Linked DNA regions of Homo sapiens: region 1 is linked to region 2. A link is a loop called in an ENCODE intact Hi-C map of the cell type or tissue named here. Cell type or tissue: heart left ventricle. All regions are shown on one strand. Links, peaks and the distances in the headings refer to the core of each region. The heading gives the core; the rest is flanking DNA. Region 1 holds the start of SYNGR3 (synaptogyrin 3). Region 2 overlaps MEIOB (meiosis specific with OB-fold).

The links. A loop is a pair of places that touch in the nucleus more often than their neighbours do. Peaks named below come from ENCODE experiments on the same cell type or tissue, not always from the same donor. Only the 100,000 strongest peaks of a DNase experiment are listed, where the experiment ranks them.
Region 1: a loop joins it to region 2, with 3 times the contacts of the local background. A loop is called at or near these places in 1 of 110 quality-filtered maps.

Annotation. Positions count from the first base shown.
Region 1 is chr16:1,986,127-1,996,737 of GRCh38, forward strand. It overlaps SYNGR3 (synaptogyrin 3), which reads left to right and starts at 3,844. Exons shown (of 4, transcript NM_004209.6): 1 at 3,844-4,075; 2 at 5,848-6,085; 3 at 6,510-6,652; 4 at 6,737-8,149. The coding sequence starts at 3,977. The coding sequence ends at 6,946. GFER (growth factor, augmenter of liver regeneration) reads left to right here. Exons shown (of 3, transcript NM_005262.3): 3 at 1-1,623. RefSeq lists enhancers at 2,802-3,381, 5,700-6,277, 6,858-7,435 and silencers at 3,974-4,063, 4,144-4,263, 5,304-5,383, 6,106-6,475. In heart left ventricle, for the core only: no CTCF peak of the experiment used is centred there; DNase peaks (open chromatin) are centred at 6,215 and 7,025; H3K4me3 peaks cover 2,188 bases; H3K27me3 peaks cover 2,021 bases.
Region 2 is chr16:1,859,130-1,869,740 of GRCh38, forward strand. It overlaps MEIOB (meiosis specific with OB-fold), which reads right to left. Exons shown (of 14, transcript NM_001163560.3): 2 at 8,978-9,055; 3 at 6,649-6,706; 4 at 2,856-2,987; 5 at 1,274-1,346. The coding sequence starts at 9,046. Among named protein-coding and RNA genes, the nearest start is that of MEIOB, 7.7 kb to the right of the region's middle. In heart left ventricle, for the core only: a CTCF peak has its summit at 4,679 (motif pointing right); no DNase peak of the experiment used is centred there; H3K27me3 peaks cover 3,925 bases.

The DNA.
Region 1 (10,611 bases), core at 3,814-8,813, 130 kb after region 2:
TCAGTTGGGTGGTCCCCAGGACACTGCCTGTGGGGACCTGCCCTGCCCCTCTTAGGTTTGGAGCAGAAGTGGAGGTGCCCACAGCAGGTACCCACTGGCCCCCTCCTCAGTGGAGACCCCAAGGAGCTGCAGCTGAACTGCAGGGGAGGGAAGGAGGAGCAGCCTGGGCTGCCCCTTGACATTCAGGATGTAGCTTCCTGCCCACCGCATACCCTGGCGCCTCACTCCTCACACGGGAAGACAGCGGGCCTGGCTGGGCATCCCTGTGCCTGTCCCTGGCGGCCAGGCCATTGCCTTCCCACTATGCAGCCAGGGATGCCCCTGCCCCCCATGGCTCTGTGCTGCTCACTTTAGGGGGCTCAATTCTCCACTCTGCTCAGTCCCTACAGGGAAAGCTCAGGTCGGGTCTTTCTGAGGGTCCACCAGCCATCCTACCCTCTCCCTGCCTGGCACATGCCTGCCAGCGTTGTGTCATGCCTGTCCACAGGGGATTCGTGGGGCTCACTTCATCAGAGTTTGAAGCCCAAATGAAACGCTGAAGTGACTGAGAACCTGGCTTCAGTATATTTTCTGCTGGGGCTTAATAAAGCAGTAGACAGGGCTTGTTCCATCCCTCTGTGCTCAGCTGCATTTCCTGCTGGGGTCCTGGTTCCTCAGGAGAGAGAGACCACAGGGTGAGAGTGAGCCAGGAACAGCAAGGACGTTGATTGGTTGGGGCAGGGGGGCCAGAGTAGCTGATGTAGGAGTACTGGGAGGCCAGACGGCACGAGGTCTCCAAGGCCCCAGCAAAGCCATGGCTTCTACCCCTAGTTCCCCTGACAGGAAGTTCTTGGCGGGTTTGGAGCCAGGGGATGGCATGGAGTGATGTGGCTTTGAAGGGTCCTCTGGCTGCTGAGCTGGGATGAGGCAGGTAAGGGTGGAACAGGAGGGGTGGGGAGGAAGCCGGGGCAGTCACCGAGTGACCACCAAGAGGAAGACCCACCCCACGGCGGGGACAGATGCGGGGTACGTTAAAGGGAGAGCCAGAGAACTCATGGGGTGAGGATGGAGTCCGAGGAGACTGCTGGGAGCCGCCGTGTGGGTCAGAGATGGAGAAGGCTGAGTGCAGCAAGGTGGGGGGTGACTGGGACCCAGCCTTTGGGCCTCCCCAGCCAGAGCAGCCCAGCAACAGTGTGTCCTGTGGTCATAAAACTCCAGGGACCTCTATCCTCCAGGAGTCTCAGCCTTTCCCTGGGCGCAGGCCCACCTTGGCATGGCCGCCTCAGGCCTCCATGGAGGGAGCTGCTATGTCCCCACCAGATTGGCCCCGTGCGGCTGCTGGCTTCTGTAGAGGCTGCCCAGAGGGGCCAGGTGGCACAAATAAGAGAGGGGAGATGGGGGGCAGCCAGGAGAGGAGGTGTCCCTTCCTCGCCCAGACACAGCGCGCTTCTCTCTGGCCTTTCCCGAGGCCTGTGAGTGCCTCAGGAAGCAGCTGGGCCCTCTGGGAAGGCTGTGTTCAGCTTAGGAACATACCGCCTGTATCTGCTGTCCCTCCCCTGCCCCCCTGCCCCCCCCACCGCCTTCCCTTTTTCCCTGTCTTCCTTAAAGTTTCACTCCTGAATAAAACTTCACTTTGCCTTAGAATCTGTTTTTCTTTTTGTTGTTGTTTTGTTTTTCTGAGACAGAGTCTAGCTCTGTCGCCCAGGCTGGAGTGCAGTGGAGCAGTCTCGGCTCACTGCAACCTCCATCTCCCGGGTTCAAGCAATTTCTCCTGCCTCAGCCTCCCGAGCAGCTGGGATCACAGGCGCCCACCACCACCCCCTGCTAATTTTTGTATTTTTAGTAGAGACAGGGTTTCACTGTGTTGGCCAGGCTGGTCTTGAACTCCTGACCTCATGAACCACCCACCTCAGCTTCCCAAGGTGCTGAGATTACAAGCGTGAGCCACTGCGCCAGGCCAGAGTCTGTTTTTGAAGGCATCCAGGCCAGTGGAACTCTAGTGCAAGGAAAAGTTCTGGCTTGAGCTGGTGTTCCAGAGCTGTTGACACGCAGACCAAAGGAGTTAGCACAGAGGGAGAGACCTCCCCAGGATCGCGCCCTGGGCTCCTAAGGCTCACAGGTCACAGAGGAAGGACCCATGAGGGAGGAGGACCTCCAGGAGGGGCATAGTGGCTCACGCCTGTAATCCCAGCACTTTGGGAAACCAAGGTGGGCAGATCACTTGAAGTCAGGAGTTCGAGACCAGCCTGGTCAACATGGCGAAACCCCGTCTCTACTAAAAATACAAAAAAAAAAAAAAAAAAAATTAGCTGGGTGCGGTGGCACACCTGGAATCCCAGCTACTCCAGTGGCTGAGGTAGGAGAATCACTTGAGCCCCTGAGGCAAAGCTTGCAGTGAGCCAAGATTGCGCCACTGCACTCCAGCCTGGGTAACAGAGTGCGACTGTAACTCAAAAAATAAATAAATAACTAAAGAAATAAATGAGTCGACAGCAGCATCAGACTTGCCCTTGGGATTGGCACGGAGAGGTCAGTGGCAACCTTGAGTTTAGGTGGCGGTGGGAGCTGATTCTGCCGGGTCAGAGGGAGAGAGAGGAGGGTGTTGCAGGCAGAGTTTGCTGCTAAAGGAAGCAGTAACGTAAGGCAGCTGGAGGGGAGGTGGGGTCAACAGTGTTTGGCTTTTAGGAGAAAGTGCAGCATGTCTGGGTGCTGATGTTAGTGATGAAGTAGAGAATGAATGACACAGAGGGGAGGTCTGTGGCCAACAGGTGAGAGGGGTTGTGATCGGACGCACAGTGTGATGGACTTGGAACACAGTGAGTAGCGCCTCTGGCAACACCTGCTCTGCCCACCTGTGCCCAGCAAGGCTGAAGAATGAGCTCCAGGGGGGCTGGGCCACGCAGCACCATCTGTGCACCCGGCTCGTGTAGCAGGGACCTGGGTTGCTTATTATCTGAAGTACAGGGTGGTAACAGTCTCCGCCACTACACAGGTCAAGCGCTTGGCGCTGTAAATGTCAGTGCAGACATCTCAGTGCTCTAGACAGAAACCTAGGAGTCATCTGAACTTCCAGCCTGCTAGGAACATGAGGAGAGGGACCTTGTTGCACCCAAGGCTGGGGTCTGTGGAGGGGACTCAGCGGGACACAGGGCAGCCAGGCACCACCCCCACCCGACTCCTAGTCTCTGATGCCGCTCCCTGCCCTCCATTCCAGACTAGGCGCCGCAAGTACGCTGGGGAGACCCAGGAGTAGGGAGGGCATTGGGAGCACCACCACCTGGCCACGGGCAAGGAGCGGAGACACCGAAACCAACACTCCCAGCGGCGCTGGCCACGGTGGCTCTGTCCCCTCCCTCAACAGGTGCTCCTGGGGCCAACGCCTTTCTTCCCACCAGATCCTCCCCGCCAGAGGCTAGAAGCTGTGATAGCAGCTAGAGCACAGTGGGGGGCCATGAGAAAGACCCCAGTTATCCATCTGGTCTTCTTGGGACCAGGGCCAGGGAGCCGGTCCCCTCTCCCGTGGGTTGGGGGAAGATGCTGCAGCCCGTGGACCTCCTACCCCTTTACTCCCTCACCCAAGTGCCCTTCCCAGAGGAGCGGACTCCTCCTGTCTGTCCTCCCGGCTCTAGCAAAGTCTGCGCCCAGCACCCGAGCCCCACCCTGCCCCCGGGGACCTGGCTGGTGGGTTCCTGAGGATGGTCTCCATCTCGGGACCGGGGCAGGCAGGTGAGGGTGGGGGATGGGAGGTGGGCGCGGCGGAGGGAGAGGAGGGACCCGGCCCCGCGCGCATGGACCCAGTGGGGGGCGCGGGCGCGGCCCCGCCCCGTCCCGCGCGTCCCCGCCGCGGCCGGCGCGCGCTCCCGGGAGGCGGCAGCGGCTGCAGCGTTGGTAGCATCAGCATCAGCATCAGCGGCAGCGGCAGCGGCCTCGGGCGGGGCCGGCCGGACGGACAGGCGGACAGAAGGCGCCAGGGGCGCGCGTCCCGCCCGGGCCGGCCATGGAGGGCGCCTCCTTCGGCGCGGGCCGCGCAGGGGCCGCCCTGGACCCCGTGAGCTTTGCGCGGCGGCCCCAGACCCTGCTCCGGGTCGCGTCCTGGGTGAGTGGTCCCTGCCCGGGCCCCCGCTCCCGCCCCTGCCTCGCGACCTTCAGGCCCCTACCAGCCCCCTGCCCCCTACCCCCTGCCCCCTGCTTCTCGCCCCCCGACCTCACTCACTCTCATCCTCGCCGGCCCCTCCCCCGCCGGCCTCAGGTTGGGGTGACGTCACCGGGCAGGGCGCGCCCACCTGCGGGCGGAGGAGGGGCCGGCGGCGCCGGAGAGGGACCTTGAGAGGTCACCGCCGGTCGCCTCTACCCCTACCTCCTCCCCGGGTCTAATTTCAGTCCCTTTCCGCAGCCCTTACTCCGTTTTTCCTGTTCTCGTGACCTGGAAGCAGGGACGGGGTGGGGACGGAATTCTCCGAGGGGCAGGAGGGGGCTACGGGAACCGAGAAGCGCCTCCCCTTCCCCCGCACACACACCCTCGGGTCTCCTTGGCAGGGAGCCTGTCCCCTGGCCCCCAGTTCCAGCTGTGAGTTGAGGGAGGAGAGGCTCTGGGCTGGGAGGGCTTCCTGGCGGCGGTGTGGAAGGCAGGTTTGGGAGCAGCCTAGCCCACTGGGGCGTCCCTGGGAGGGCCCTGCTGCTCCTTCCCTCCGGCAGGGGAGGTGGCAGTTGGGTGCCGAGCTCTGGGTTTTGTCCAGGTGGCAACCTCTGGGCCAGCCGCACCTCGGCGCCTGTCTTGGAGGAGGGCGGTGCCCACGGTGGGGCAGGGGCTTTGGCCTCCCCTGCGGAGTGGCTCTGACCAGACCGGGAGGCAGGACGCTGCGTTTTGGTCCGAGCGCACGTCCCGACTTGTGGCCCACTCTTGGGGACAAGTGCATGTCCCGGCTTCCCCCTTGGCTCCACTCTCGGAGCTGGAGCGGGAAAGGAGCGAAGGGATGAGGTTGAGGCTGGAGGTCGTTTCTTGGAAACACAGGGCTGCCCCGTGCAGCGCTGGTTAAAATGACTGCGGTCCCCCTCATGCCTGTCTCCCGGAACTGGTGGGCAGGAGGCATTGAGGTTTGACGGAACCTCAGAGGTCAACGGTGTCATCTTTTCAGCCCAAACACTTACAGGTGATATTAATAATCAGTCACGTGGGGGCTGTCATCCCTCGGGTACCCACCACGTGCAGGAAGCTGGGTGGACATGTCTGTCCCAGCACTGCATGAGCTGTGCCCGTCACCCTATTTGCATGCTAGAAAACAGGCCAGACAGTTCCCAACCGCGCAGGAAGCAACAGCTCCGCTGCCTCCATACCCTCCCTCCCGCCCCGCTCTGCCTGCTGCACTCTCACCTCCCCTTCGCCGTTCCGGCTCCAGCCTGGGAATCGCGGGCCCAGGTGAAGGCTCCTGTTCCCACACTCTTGAGTGGGCTCTGAGGGGACTCCACGGGCCCACGCGGTGCAGAGTACCTGGCTTGAATCAACCCCGGCTTTTGTCAGCCATGTGATCCCGGACAAGTCACTTCACCTGTTGGGGTCCCAATGTCCCCCGCATTTATAAAGAGAATAAGAACAATGGCGATCCCACGGGGACTTTCTGAGGATTTGGTGAGGGGACGCATGTAAAGTGGCTGTTTAACACAATGTCTGGGCATAGTAGATGCTCACTAAACGGCCCGTGTTGTCAATAATTACTAAATACGCGAGGGTTCGGGAAAGAAAGAGGTGACACCGCCCCCCACCCAGATACGGGCCTGGGAACGCAGGGACAGGCCCAGGGGCGTGGGCGCTCGAGGCGGGCTCGCAGAGGTCGGGTCGCCGCAGGGCCCTGAGCGCCGCGCCGCACGCAGGTGTTCTCCATCGCCGTCTTCGGGCCCATCGTCAACGAGGGCTACGTGAACACCGACAGCGGCCCCGAGCTGCGCTGCGTGTTCAACGGGAACGCGGGCGCCTGCCGCTTCGGCGTCGCGCTGGGCCTCGGAGCCTTCCTCGCCTGCGCCGCCTTCCTGCTGCTCGATGTGCGCTTCCAGCAAATCAGCAGCGTCCGCGACCGCCGGCGCGCGGTGTTGCTGGACCTGGGCTTCTCAGGTGGGCGGGGCCGGGGCGGTGAGCGCGGAGAGCCTTCCGGGTGGGCGGGGAGGGGGCGGGGCCTGGGCGGGGAACACCGCTGGAGTTTCCAGCTGGGCGTGGCCGTGACGAGGGGCGGGGACTGAGGCAGGGAGTGTCAATGGGCCTCCCGGGTGGGCGGGGAGGGGGCGGAGCCTGGACGGGGAGCGCCGCGGGACTTTCTAGGTAGGCGGGGCCCGGGTCTGGGCGGAGCCTGGGCGCGGAACGGGTCTGGCGCTCCCGGGTGGGCGGGGTCAGCGCAGGAGAGGGAGGCGGGACCTCGCGCCACGCGGCGAGCCCAGGCGAGGCGCCCCAAGCCTCGGGCCCACCGACCTTTCCTCCTCCGGGCGAGGCCGCCGTGGGCCACCGCGTGGAGCGTCGCCCTGACGCGCCGCACTGTTCGCAGGACTCTGGTCCTTCCTGTGGTTCGTGGGCTTCTGCTTCCTCACCAATCAGTGGCAGCGCACGGCGCCAGGGCCGGCCACGACGCAGGCGGGGGACGCGGCGCGGGCCGCCATCGCCTTCAGCTTCTTCTCCATCCTCAGCTGGGTGAGTGCGGGGCCCGGGAGGGCGGGGCGAAGGGGCGGGCGCTCGGCTGATCCCGGCTGACCCCGCTGACCCCGCCCCGCGCAGGTGGCGCTCACCGTGAAGGCCCTGCAGCGGTTCCGCCTGGGCACCGACATGTCACTCTTCGCCACCGAACAGCTGAGCACCGGGGCGAGCCAGGCCTACCCCGGCTATCCGGTGGGCAGCGGCGTGGAGGGCACCGAGACCTACCAGAGCCCGCCCTTCACCGAGACCCTGGACACCAGCCCCAAAGGGTACCAGGTGCCCGCCTACTAGCGGCTGGCAGGCACAGACCAGGGCTCCAAGGCCACCCCACCAACGCAGGCCCCAGGGTCTCCGGGACCTCCCTTGGGTCCTTCCAGCTCAGTGCCGCGGACAGAGTAGGTGGCCGCTTTGCGCCATCCGGGGCCAAGAGGGGGTGGACCCGCGTGTCTGGGCTGCCCCTGCCAAGTTCCCCCAGTCCCTCAGCACCTGGCCCCAGGACTGAGGTCCTGAGAAGGGGATAGCACTGCCCAGGACGTGTGTCCCTAGCCTGGAATGGACTGGCCTGGGGAAGGCTTTCCCCTCTTGGGCCACACCTGCTCACTCTGGGGTTGGGGGTCCAGCTGCCCTCTACGATCAGGTGCAGGGGCTGCCCAGGACAAAGCGGGGGCAGGGGAAAGACACCACCCTCGCCCCAAGACTGGGGATCCTGGCCACTGTTCCCATCCCATGTCCCTGTGGGTAGTGACTGTCTCGTTTCTGTCATGGTGGTGCGTCCCGTCCGGAGCCACTCTCCACTTTCTCTCACAGGCTGCTAGAACAGCCCAGCCCTGTCAGTGTTGTGATCATGGTCCAGTCTTCGGGTTTCACCTCCTAGTACTCCACAAGCTGCTCCTCTCTCTGTGGCCCCGGCCCCTGCCCAGGTGTGGGTGGTTCTGGCCAGGAAGGCACAAGGTAGCTGTGGGCCAAGACACCAGCCCTGTCCTAGCCCTTCAGTAAGACCTTGCCAGGAGAGGAGAAGGATGCCTGGGTGCCAGGCAAGACAAGCCCCTCAGCAGGAGAGAGGCCCAGAGGCTCCAGCTGGCCACCGTGCCCCACAAGATGGCCCCTGTGTGGTTCCCTTTACCTTGGCTTCCTGGCCCAGTCCCTGCCTCTCCACCTGCACCCTGCTTCCTGGCCCAGTCCCAGGTTGGAGTCCCTCTGCATAGCTGACTACTCATGCATTGCTCAAAGCTGGCTTTTCACATTAAGTCAACACCAAACGTGGTTGCCACATTTCATCAGACAGACACCTCCCTCTGGAGATGCAGTTGAGTGACAACCTTGTTACATTGTAGCCTAGACCAATTCTGTGTGGATATTTAAGTGAACATGTTTACAATTTTTGTATATATCACTCTCTCCCTCTCCTGAAAGACCAGAGATTGTGTATTTTCAGTGTCCCATGTTCCGACTGCACCTTCTTTACAATAAAGACTGTAACTGAGCTGACTGTGACCTGGACGCTCCTGGAATCATTTCTACCCCTTCCCTTCTGGTGCCAGGGATTGGTATCTGAGAGGCACCAGGGCCCCACAGGAGGGGACGGGGAGGTAGAGGCCAGGCTGACCCCCAGGCTCTGGGGGCTCCAGGTCCATAGGTCCCCACCACCACGTATCCCACTAGTCTGGTTCTCTGAAATGCTGCGAGACCCCTTGTTTTTTTTGTTTGTTTGTTTTTGTTTTTGTTTTTGAGATGGAGGTTCACTCTGTCGCCCAAGCTGGAGTGCAGTCGTGCAATCTCGGCTCACTGCAACCTCTGCCTCCCGGGTTCAAGCAATTCTCCTGCCTCAGCCTCCAGAGTAGCTGGGATTACAGGTGCCCGCCACCACGCCTGGCTAATTTTTGTATTTTTAGTAGAGACAGGGTTTTGCCATGGTGGCCAGGCTGGTCTCAAACTCCTCACCTCAAGTGATCCACCCACCTTGGTGTCTCTCAAAGTGCTGGGATTATAGGCATGAGCCACAGCGCCCGGCCTGTTTTTTTTTTGTTTTTTTTTTTAAGACGGAGTTTCACTCTTATTGCCCAGGCTGGAGTGCAATGGCGTGATCCCGGCTAACCGCAACCTCTGCCTCCCAGGTTCAAGTGATTCTCCTGCCTCAGCCTCCCAAGTAGCTGGGATTACAGGCATGCACCACCATGCCCGGATAATTTTGTATTTTTAGTAGAGATGAGGTTTCTCCATGTTGGTCAGGCTGGTCTCAAACTCCCGACCTCAGGTGATCCACCCACCTCGGCCTCCCAAAGCGCTGGGATTACAGGCGTGAGCCACCACAACGGGCCTAGAGTGAACCTGTTTTTTTTTTTGTTTGTTTTTTTGAGGGATAAATAAATAAATAAATAAATAAATGCCTAGGCTAGAGTGCAGTGGCAAAATCTTGGCTTACTTTAACCTCTGGCTGGCTGCAACATCCACCTCCTGGGCTCATGTGATCCTCCCTGCTCAGCCTCCTGAGTAGCTGGGACCACAGGCATGTGCCACCATGCCCAGCTAATTTTAAAGTTTTTTGTAGAGATGGAGTCTCCTTATATTGCTTGGGCTGGTCTTGAACTCCTGAGCTCAAGTGATCCTCCCACCTTGGTCTCCTAAAATGCTGGGATTTCAGGCATAAGCCACCGCGTCCGACCCTGATGATTTCACTCTTATGTTCTAGCATTCTATAACGCTGATGAGAGTGATGCTAATGGTACCATTTGCATTGTTTGTAAGTGATCTTGTTGGTAATGATTTGTAGGGTTCTTTTCTGTAAATCCTTGTCTAGATAAGAATTTCTTATCGTTGATCCTGTTTGGTCCTTGATGGTTTGTTTTCTCTCTTGGTGTTGGGGTGAGCAGTCACGGTTTTTCGCATGTCCTCTTCTCGCCACCTTCTATTCCTGGGACTCCTGTAAGATTTGCCGTGAAGCCTCCAGTACCAGGTCCCTATTCCATGGCCTTCCATGGCCACACCCTTCCCCACTTCTCACTGCTACCTTTTGCAGTTACATCCCCCAGCTTGGGTTTACTTTTGAACCCATCTATTGGGGTTTTTATCTCAATTACTTTTTCATTCCTAGGATTTTTGAGACAGAGTCTCACTCTGTCACCCAGACTGGAGTGCAGTGGTGAGATCTCAGCTCACTGCAACCTCCACCTGCCAGGCTCAAGTAATTCTTGTGTCTCAGCCTCCCAAGTAGCTGGGATTACAGGCATGCACCACTACACCTGGCTCATTTTTTGTATTTTTAGTAGAGATGGGGTTTCACCATGTTGGCCAGGCTGGTCTCGAACTCTTGACCTCAGGTTATCCACCTGCCTCAGCCTCCCAAAGTGCTAGGATTACAGGCATGAGCGACTGCACCCAACCTCATTCCTAGGATTTCTAACTGTTTTTTTTTTCATAACTTCCTGGTTGAATGAAGCACAGCTAAGAACCATCTCTGGAGCCAAAATGCTGGCTTTGCCCCTTTCTAGCTCAGTCATCCTGGGTAAGTCTCTCAACCTGTCTGTGCCTCAGGTTCTCCTTCTGTAAAAGGGCCATCGTGGTTCCTGTGGCGTGGGAGGGTGACAATTACTGTGGTGAGGGGTGTGGAGCTTGCAGCAGTGCTTGTCACAGCAACTGCCACTCAAGTGTTGCCCCATATTCCTCTAGCTCTTGCTCCTTCTTTAAGAAGTCATTTTTTAGCCAGGGGCGGTGGCTCATGCCTGTAATCCCAACACTTTGGGAGGCCGAGGTGGGTGGATCACCTGAGGTTGGGAGTTCCAGACCAGCCTGACCAACATGGAGAAACCCCATCTCTACTAAAAGTACAAAAAATTAGCCAGGCATGGTGGCGTATGCCTGTAGTCCCAGCTACTCGGGAGGCTGAGACAGAATCGCTTGAACCCGGGAGGCGGACGTTGTGGTGAGCCGAGATCACGCTTTCGCACTCCAGCCCGGGC
Region 2 (10,611 bases), core at 2,280-7,279:
ACAAACAGAGTAGATGGGGAAGGTTGAAGAAGATGACATTTAAGCTGTGAGTCAATAACCCAAAGAAGCAAATAGTCAAACAGATGGGAGAAAGTTCTATGCAGAGAGAGAATAGAAAATACAAAAGTTTGGCCAGGCGCGGTGGCTCACGCCTGTAATCCCAGCCCTTTGGGAGGCCGAGGCGGGCGGATCACTTGAGGTCAGGAGTTCGACACCAGCCTGGCCAACATAGCAAAACCCCGCCTCTACTAAAAATACAAAAATTAGCTGGGTGTGGGGCGTGTGCCTGTAATCACAGCTACTTGGGAGGCTGAGGTGGGAGAATGGTTTGAACCCAGGAGTTAGAGGTTACAGTGAGCCGAGATCGTGCCACTGCACTCCAGCCTGGGCAACAGAGTGGGACTCTGTCTCAGTAAAAAATAAAAAATAAAAATAAAAGGAAATACAAACGTTCTTAGTGCAGAATGAGTTCACGGTGTTCATGAAATATAAAGAAATTCACTGTGGCTACAGAGAAATGAGGCTTGAGAGTCTGGCATAAGATGAGGTCAGAAAAGAAGGTGGGAACGGGTCACAGTTGATGCGAGTGTAAATGCTGTAGACTGCTGTGCCCACCAAGAGCCCTTTACAGGCTGGTACAGGGCACAGCTACACCCTTCTCTCCAGAACTGCCAGACCCGCCTTTGAGCTGATGCCCCGCCCCATCCTGCGGGTTTGGGGAGTGGATGGACTACAGCCAGGGCACTGCTCTAAGGGGCCACTCCCACTCCAGAGCTCCCTCCCGGCTCCTGCTGAGGCTCCAGGTGAACCCACTTCTCTGCTCAGCTGCTTCCTGGTCTATCCTCGCAGGGTTCCCCTGAGAGCTCACCCTCAACCAACCACTCCCACAAGAGTCCTCCTCTCAAGCTCTGCTTCGAAGGAATCTGCCCTAAGATGGTAAGCCTGTGAGTAGAAGGATACCTTGACATGAAAAAAGACAGATGTAATTTCCAAAGTTTATCTTTTCTCCTCATTCAGTTTTAACATGACAAAGTCAAATTTTTGTAAATCTAAGAATGAGAATCAAAGTACTAAAACCAAAGCCATTTATCATGTGACTCTGTATCAAAGTAAATTATGTCATAATCAAAGATGAATTTTGTAAGAGAAAATTAAACTCCTCATTTTTATTGAAATAGAAACAGAACACTTTTAGTAAGATCTCTGCTAATCTGATACAACATTATTAGTAATGATCATTCTCGCACAATCTCTGTGCTAGACAGATGCTTACCTAGGAGTTGCAGGGCTGAATTTTTCTTCTCTTTCTATTTCCTTTCTTTGGATCAGAGGATTTTCAATTATCACTAAAACAGAGGGCAAAGTATGATGATATTACAAAACAGTAACAAGATAAACACTAACATCCTAAATAACATCCTGTTTAATTTATGATCATCATCGACTCTAGGCTTTAAAAATTCCTCACCTCATTCATCTTCTCCATCATCAACATATAACATATTTTGATACTGAGATGTCAAAATTGAAATCTTTATCTCCATATGTAACTAATATTCCAGCATTTATTCAAGGGATGTCTATAGCTATACTGGGCCCTATGAAGTTTGTGAAGCTTTCTGCCTTCATAGTCCATATGTTCAATGACCCTATTATTCAACTAGAGAGATACCATACATTGTCCTGAAAGTTAACAATACAAGGCAATATATGATTAGGTTCTAAATAACCGGTATGGGGAGTCAGCTGCTTGAGACCACAGTATTAAAGAGGAGTGTTTTCATTACCTGCATTACTCTTTTCTCTTTTTCTATCGTGAAGAACTAGTATACATGCTTTCTTGTTCCTTTTATGAGGCTAGGGCTCATAAAAGTTATCTGTTGAGTGACTAAGTTCCACACGTTATACTAGGTACACCATCTCATTTAATATTTACAAGAACCTAATGAGGTATTATTTCATAGTTGAGACCCAACAAGATTAAGAAATTTTCTCAAAGCCATGATGTAAGTCAATGTTGGAACTGGGATTTGAATCTAGACCTCTGTGTTTTCAAAGTCTCCTGTTCTTCCTACTATATGAGGCTGTTCTGTCAAAGAGATACTGGGGTGAGTAGATGTAAAAGATTTGGTATTTCAACTAAAAGTAAAGTTCCTTAAAATCCCATTAACAATTTAAATATCAGTTTTTATCAAAATCTATTCAGTGGTCAAATGTCAACTTTTATCAAAATATATTCAGTGGCTGTATTATATGTCTATAGAAAGATAACCAATTATAACAATAAAATGGGTTGGTGCAAATTGAAATATGTAATAAACCAAAGACAGTAAGGTTATTTAGTAAAAATATAACTATCACATTTGTATGCTTCAAATAACATTCTGAATGCCTCGCATTGCAGTCTTTTTTTTTTTTTTTTTTTTTTTTTGAGACAGGGTCTTACTCTGTGACTCAGGCTGGAGTGCAGAGGTACGATGTTGGCTCGCTGCAACCTCCACCTCCAGGGCTCAAGCCACCCTCCTGCTTCAGCCTCCTTAGTAGCTGGTACTACAGGCCCACGCCACCACACCCAGCTAATTTTTTGTAGAAATGGGGTCTTGCCATGTTGCTCAGGCTGGTCTCGAACTCCTGAACTCACGCAATCCACCCACCTCAGCCTCCCAAAGTGTTGGGATTACAGGCATGAGCCACCGTGCCCCACTGCATTATACTCTTAACACTTGACTTTTTCTGATAAAGTTCTTGAGAATTACGAACTGTGTCTCATTTCAACTCCTTCAGTATAGTTACCATAAACATACCACAGGAATAACACTATGATGGAAAAAGTTTAAGAATCAATGCCAACTTACCACAGTCACCAACCCTAAAGCTGTCAGAAAGAGACTTGATGTAATCTTCATTGCCCCAGGAAGCTGCATTTACAAAATGTGCTGGTGAATCCCGAATGGTGAAGCTGAAAGTGTACCTTTCTGATCCAATATCTAAGGGAAAACCAATGCTTTTATTTTTCAAATGAAGAGTTTCAATCGCTTCTCTGCCTTTTGATAAGTGTTACATGAAAAGTTTCATTTCAATTATAAACAAATGATTATTTGTTTAATCAAATAACTATTGATTATGATAATAAAAATACTCAAATACATAGTACAAAATGTTCTTTCAGATGTATATTCTATAACATGCTTCTATGAATTTCAAGCTGAAGTGGTAACAGGTTGCCCCCTTGCTCCCTTCCCTGGTGATCTGTGTATTTGGAGGGAAAAACATGTAAACTTGAGCCATCCAGGTATTACCTTAGGTTCTCCTTTTCTCTCTTACTGTTGTTTCAACCTAAGTCATAATTCAGATCTAAATAGTTATTTCAGTCCCAGCTACTTAGGAGGATGAAGCAGAATGACTGCTTAAGCCCAAAAGTTCAAGGCTTCAGCGAACTGTGATTGCCCCACTGCTCTCCAGCCTGGGCAACAGAGCAAGACCCCGTCCCAAAAATAAAAGTAAAAATAGGCCGGGCGCAATGGCTCACGCCTGTAATCCTAACACTTTGGGAGCCCGAGGCGGGTGGATCACCTGAGGTTAGTTCAAGACCAGTCTGGCCAACATGGTGAAACCCTGTCTCTGCTAAAAATACAAAACTTAGCCAGGCGTGGTGGTGGGCGCCTGTAATCCCAGCTACTCGGGAGGCTGAGGCAGGAGAATCGCTTGAACCCAGGAGGCGGAGGTTGCAGTGAGCCGAGATCCAGCCTGGGTGACAAGAGAAAAACTCTTGTCTCAAAAATAAATAAATAAATAATAATAAAATAAAAATAAAAATTGGCCAGGCACAACAGCTTACCCCTGTGATCCCAGGACTTTGGGAGGTGAGGTAGGAGAATCACTTGAGGCCTGGAGTTCAAAACCAGCCTGGGCAACATAGAAGGACACCATCTCTACAGAAAATTTTAAAATTAGTGGTGGCACTCATCTTTAGTCTCAGCTACTTGGGAGGCTGAGGAGGAAAGGTTGCTTGAGCCCAGTTTAAGTGTGCGGTGAGCTTTGAATGCACCACTGCACTCCAGCCTGGGAAGAATGAGTTCAGGGTGTTCATGAAATGTACACCCAGGCTGGAGTTCAGTGACGCGATCTCTCGGCTCACTGCAACCCCTGCCTCCCAGCAGCTGGGACTCAGCCTCCTGAGCAGCTGGGGCTACAGACGCACACCACCATGCCAGGCTAATTTTTGTTTTTTGTTTTTTTTTTAGTAAAAACGGGTTTCGTTTTTGTTTGTTTTTGAGACGGAGTTTCGCTCTTGTTACCCAGGCTGGAGTGCAATGGCGCGATCTCAGCTCACAGCAACCTCTGCCTCCTGGGTTCAAGCAATTCTCCTGCCTCACCCTCCCAAGTAGCTGGGACTACAGGCGCCTGCCACCATGCCTGGCTAATTTTGTACTTTTAGTAGAGACGGGGTTTCACCATGTTGGCCATGCTGGTCTCGAACTCCTGACCTCGTGATCTGCCTGCCTCAGCCTCCCAAAGTGCTGGCATGAGCCACCGTGCCTGATGAGACAAGGTTTTTTAGTAGAGGTGGGGAAGAACAGAGTGAGACCCTGTCTCAAAAAAAAAAAAAATAAATTTTAAAAATAATTAAAATAAGTTATTTCAAAACAAATTATGTGCTACTTAATGAGGACCACTAGGGGTCAGCAAATACTTTTTTTCCAAAATAGAAATTTCATATTGGTTTTGCTAATTAAAAATTACAACCTGGCTGGGCGCAGTTGCTCCTGCCTATAATCCCGGCACCTTGGGAGGCCAAGGGGGTAAGATTGCTTCAGCCAAGGAGTTCGAGACTGGGCAACAAAGTGAGACCCTCTGTCTCTACAAAAACTCCAAAAATTATTCAGGCATAGTAGCATGGACCTGTCTGGGCTACATGCGAGGCTGAGGCAGGAAGACCACTTGAGCCCAGGGTTGAGGCTGCAGTGAGCTGTATTCACATTGCTGCACTCCAGGCTGAGTGACAGAGCAAGACCCTATCTCAAATTTTTAAAAAAAGTAATATAACTCAACATACATGTAAATTATAGACATATTCTGAACTGTCTATTAGTGTTTACCTCTGGGGAGAGGACTAGGATGGCAAGAGTGAGGAGCTGAAAGGGGAATTTCACTTTTCAAATCTGTGACCTTTGGTACTGCTGGAATTTTTGATACAAATATAATGTTATATGTACAATGTTTTAAGTCAGTAAGCATACTTCTTCCAAAAAAGGAATACCACAGATGTCATCATAAAAAGAAGTCAAACAACACAGAAGTTTTTCTCCTTCCCTCACAGTCTGATAGGTGAAAAACTGTGAATTTCTTTTTCTTTTCTTTTTTTTTTTTTTTTTTGAGACAGAGTTTCACTCTTGCTGCCCAGGCTGGAGTGCAATGGCGTGATCTTGGCTCACTGCAACCTGCGCCTCCCAGGTTCAAGCGATTCTCCTGCCTCAGCCTCCCGAGTAGCTGGGAATACAAGCGCCTGCCACCATGCCTGACTAATTTTGTATTTTTAGTAGAGAGGGGGTTTCTACATGTTGGTTAGGCTGGTCCCAAACTCCTGACCTCAGGTGATCCGCCCACCTCAGCCTCCCAAACTGCTGGGATTACAGGCGTGACCACTGTGCCTGGCAAAAAACCGTGTATTTCATTTTTATAATTTTAGCAAGTATTTTAATAACTACTTTTTTCTAATTCACACATTTTAAGTGATGCCTTCTGAAATTTGGTAAAAGGAGATATAGACTTCCTCAAACTATTTATTTAGTATTTCTGATCTAATTAGTTAAGATGAAATAAAGTGCAGGCACAAATGATATGGGTACCAGATGACAGCTTGGTTATTTACCTTAAAGATAAAAGCATCATGCCTGTAATCTGATCACTCTAGGAGGATGAGGTGGGATGATCACTTGAGCCCAGGAGTTTGAGACCAGCCTGGGCAACAGAGCAAGACTCTGTCTCTACAAATTTTTGTTTTTTTTAAATCAACCAGGGGCTGGGCATGGTGGCTCACACCTGTAATTCCAGCACTTTGGGAGGCCGAGGCAGGGAGATCACTTGAGGTCAGGAGTTCAAGACCAGCCTGGCCAAAATGGTGAAACCCCATCTCTACTAAAAATACAAAAATTAGCTGGGCATGATGGCATGTGCCTGTAATTCCAGCTACTCGGGAGGTTGAAGCAGGAGAATCGATTGAACCCAGGAGGCAGAGGTTGCAGTGAGTCGAGATCGTGCCATTGCACTCCAGCCTGAGTGACAGAGCGAGCCTCCATCTCAAAAAAAAAAAGAGAGAACACATGTACTCAAATATACATATATACACACACGTGTACACACATACACACACATACACATGCACACACATACACACGTGTGTGTATACACATAAACATATATACACATATGTGTGTATGTATACATATATATAGAGAGAGAGAGAGAATGTGGGAGGGAGGGAGAGAGAAAGCCTTGAATCAGGTACTTGACCATCCAATAGAGAGCATGACCATTGCTCTTAAGGAGTTAAACAGGCATAGAAAAATTAATCACTTCAATATACTTTGTTGTAGTCATAAGCCAAAGTTGATGAAAAATGAAACCAAGAGTTAAACAGAACTCAGCTTTTTCTGTCTGGAAAGCCTTTGACATCTGTTTTCCCAATAACTATACCGATAACTTTCTGAAAAACAAAAAGGTCACAGAAGACCAATATTAAACACAGATGTACTTGATAAATTTAATTTCATGGGCTTGTTATACTTTACTGGCTCTAACAAACATTTCTGACTAGGAACCATTTAAATGTATTTATTCCAGGCAAACATCTAAAAGAAGTTCATAAATGTTCAATTCCACAAGGAATAGTATAAAGTAATCCAAAAGTTAACTACTATTACAAATATAATCATTTAATACTTAGCATATTTCTACTTTATTTTCAATCACCAGATGGAGCATAATAACTGCCCTATGCTATCAATCCTTACTGAATTCATCCAAAGCACATGTATAATGCAATTTAATTTGCCACAGTCTTCAAAGCTTTCCTTTATATAGGGTTTTCTAACAATCCACATAAAATCACTTAGCTTCTTAATCCAAACATGCTGGACAGTAATATAAATTAGACTGTAACAAAACTTATATTTTGCTGCTAATAAATCTAAATTCTAAAGTCCTAGATCTTAAAACTTAGAGATATTAACATCTCCTCAAAATGTTTAATGTTCTCTTTAGTGACTACTGAAGAAAAATTTTAAATGTGTTTTAAGAAATAAAAATGGGCCGGGTGTGTTGGCTCACACGTGTAATCCCAGCACTCTGGGAGGCTGAGGCGGGTGGGTCACCTGAGGTCATGAGTTTGAGACCAGTCTGACCAACATGGTGAAACTCCATCTCTACTAAAAATACAAAAAATTAGCCAGGTGTGGTGGTGGGTGCCTGTAATCCCAGCTACTCGCGAGGCTGAGGCAGGAGAATCGCTTGAACCCAGAGGCACAGGTTGCAGTGAGCTTAGATCCCACTATTGCACTTCAGCCTGGGCAACAGAGCAGGACTCCATCGCAAAAAATAAAAATAAAAAAAAAATAATAAAAAATAAAAATGAATACCTTTTCTGAAAGGAAAAAAACTAAACTTATTTTGCTAATTGCAGCAACTGATTTTAACCTTACAATAATCTTGACATTTAAATTACAATCAGGCTTTTAAGACTCCTACATTCTAGCTGAGCTATTAGCTAGCTTTATTGCTTATTTAGACACATTGATATTATTTCTTCAATTCCTTATACTTGCAGATCTCACTGAATTTTGTTGGAAAATCCAATTAATGGAAATGTTGAGTAAAACTTTCTATCTGAAGAGACCATTATTAGCAAATAGTTTACCTTTCAAGAAAAACTATAACAACAATTGTTATTTTTTAATATTTTAAAATTTTAAATTATTAAAGTTATATGTAAATGTATCCCATTGTAAGAAATCTAGTTTGCAAAAGCAAAATATAAATAGCAGAGTGCTCAGGGGCAGGGAAGGTAAGGGTGTGTGGTAGCTGCTTTACAATAAGTTCTTTAACTTATAAGATGATTCCACTTAGTTTTCTTTTAAGTAAGTAACAGTCGAGATGTGTTCAAAATCATTGAATTCCCCTATAACTCCTACTCAAAGAGTCAATTTTCACATCATCATTGTAGAAAACACACATGTTATAAACCTATATCATAAAAGCAGCATAATGTCAAGTACTTAGACCATAAATTGGATAATTTGGTCAGAAAATTGCTACTGCTGAACAAAATGGTTTAATTTTTTTTTTTTTTTTTTTTTTTTTTTTTTTCAGAAGAGTTTTGCTCTTGTTGCCCAGGCTGGAGTGCAATGGTGCGATCTCGGCTCACTGAGACCGCCTTCTGGCTTCAAGCGATTCTCCTGCCTCAGCCTCCTGAGTACCTGGGATTACAGGCATGAGCCACCACACCCAGCTAATTTTGTATTTTTAGTAGAGATGGGGTTTCTCCATGTTGATCAGGCTGGTCTCAAACTCCCAACCTCAGGTGATCCAGCTGCCTCAGCCTCCCAAAGTGCTGGGATTACAGACATGAGCCACTGTGCCTGGCCTGGTTTAATTTTACAATGCTAAATTTGAGCATTTATTAAATTTTTCACTTTATAAAATATTAAGTAAAATAATACATCTATTGATCATTTTGAACAATTACTAGTCAAATCTACAATCATATCTTCTACTCTACACACAAAGATTAATTTTCATCTAGGTGGCATAAATACAAAGAAATTTAGGTATACTTAATATCTAACAATTATACCAATGCAATGAGTATCTATATACTTGCCAATTATAAAAGCATGTGTTGAATGAATCAATAACATTGATGTAATGTTATCACATAAAATGTCATCAGTAAGCAAATCACCACATTATTGAAACCTACCAGATTAGCCATATTTGTCTGCAGATCTGAAAGGGTAGTGAAAATCCTCGCTGCAAAGGAGTTTGCCATTTTTTTAATCTGCATTTTAGAAAATATAATTTAGATATATAAATTGAATAAATGAAATAAATCATTTAAAAAATTCCAAGAGTTTAAAATCTTATTTAGGGCCGGACATGGTGGCTCATACCTGTAATCCCAGCACTTTGGGAGGCTGAAGTGGATGGATCACCTGAGGTCAGGAGTTCAAGACCAGCCTGGCCATCATGGCGAAACCTCACGTGGTAGCGGGCACCAGTAATCCCAGCTACTCAGGAGGCTGAGGCAGGAAGAAGTGCTTGAACCTGGGAGGCAGAGGTTGCACTGAGCCGAGATCGCACTACTGCACTCCAGCCTGGGCAACAGAGCGAGACTCTGTCTCAAAAATAAATAAAACAAAATAAAATAAAATAAAATAAAATATTATTGGCCAGGTGCGGTGGCTCATGCCTATTATCCCAGCACTTTTGGAGGCCGAGGAGGGCGGATCACAGGGTCAGGAGATCGAGACCATCCCGGCTAACATGCTGAAACCCCGTCTCTACTAAAAATACAAAAAATTAGCTGGGCTTGGTGGCAGGCACCTGTAGGCCCAGCTACTCGGGAGGCTGAGGCAGGAGAATGGCGTGAACCCGGGAGGCGGAGCTTGCAGTGAGCTGAGATGGCACCACTGCACTCCAGCCTGGATGACAGAGCGACACTCCATCTCAAAGAATAAATAAATAAAATAAAATAAAATATTATTTAGGAAAGCACTGGATAGTTTACTGCTTTGGAAAATTTTTATTATAATGGTAAAATGTAAATTAATATCGATTAAACCTATAAAAAACATGTTCAGAATGTCCTTTTATAATTTTGAATGATATAGCTATTATAGGTTTCAATTTTTAACTTTCATTTCTAAAACCATGTAAAATTTAGTAGTTTTTGAGCACCATGTAAATTTAGTTTTATTTTATTTTTTAATTTTGTTTTAACTTTTTTTCTTTTTTTGAGACATCAGTCTCACTCTGTGCCCCAGGGTGGAGTGCAGTGGCACAATCTCAGTTCACCACAACATCCGCCTCCCAGGCTCAAGCGATTCTTCTGCCTCAGCCTCCCAAATAGCTGGGATTACAGGCGCCTGCCACCATGCCCAGCCAATTTTTGTATTTTTAGTAGAGACGAGGTTTCACCATGTTGGCCAGGCTGGTCTTGAACTCCTGATCTCAAGTGATCCGGCCGCCCCCAAAGTGCTGGATTACAGGCGTGAGCCACCAAGCCCAGCCAAATTTAGAGTTTTACATGCAAGATGATTCAATAGGACATTTTTTTTTTGAGATGGAGTTTCACTCTGTTGCCTAGGCTGGAGTGCAGTGGTGCAATCTCAGCTCACTGCAAGCTCCACCTCCTGGGTTCACGCCATTCTCCCACCTCAGCCTCCCGAGTAGCTGGGATTACAGGCACCTGCCACCACGCCTGGCTAATTTTGTTTTTGCATTTTTAGTAGAGACGGGGTTTCACCGTGTTAGCCAGGATGGTCTCCATCTCCTGACCTCGTGATCCGCCCACCTCGGCCTCCCAAAGTGCTGGGATTACAGGCATGAGCCACC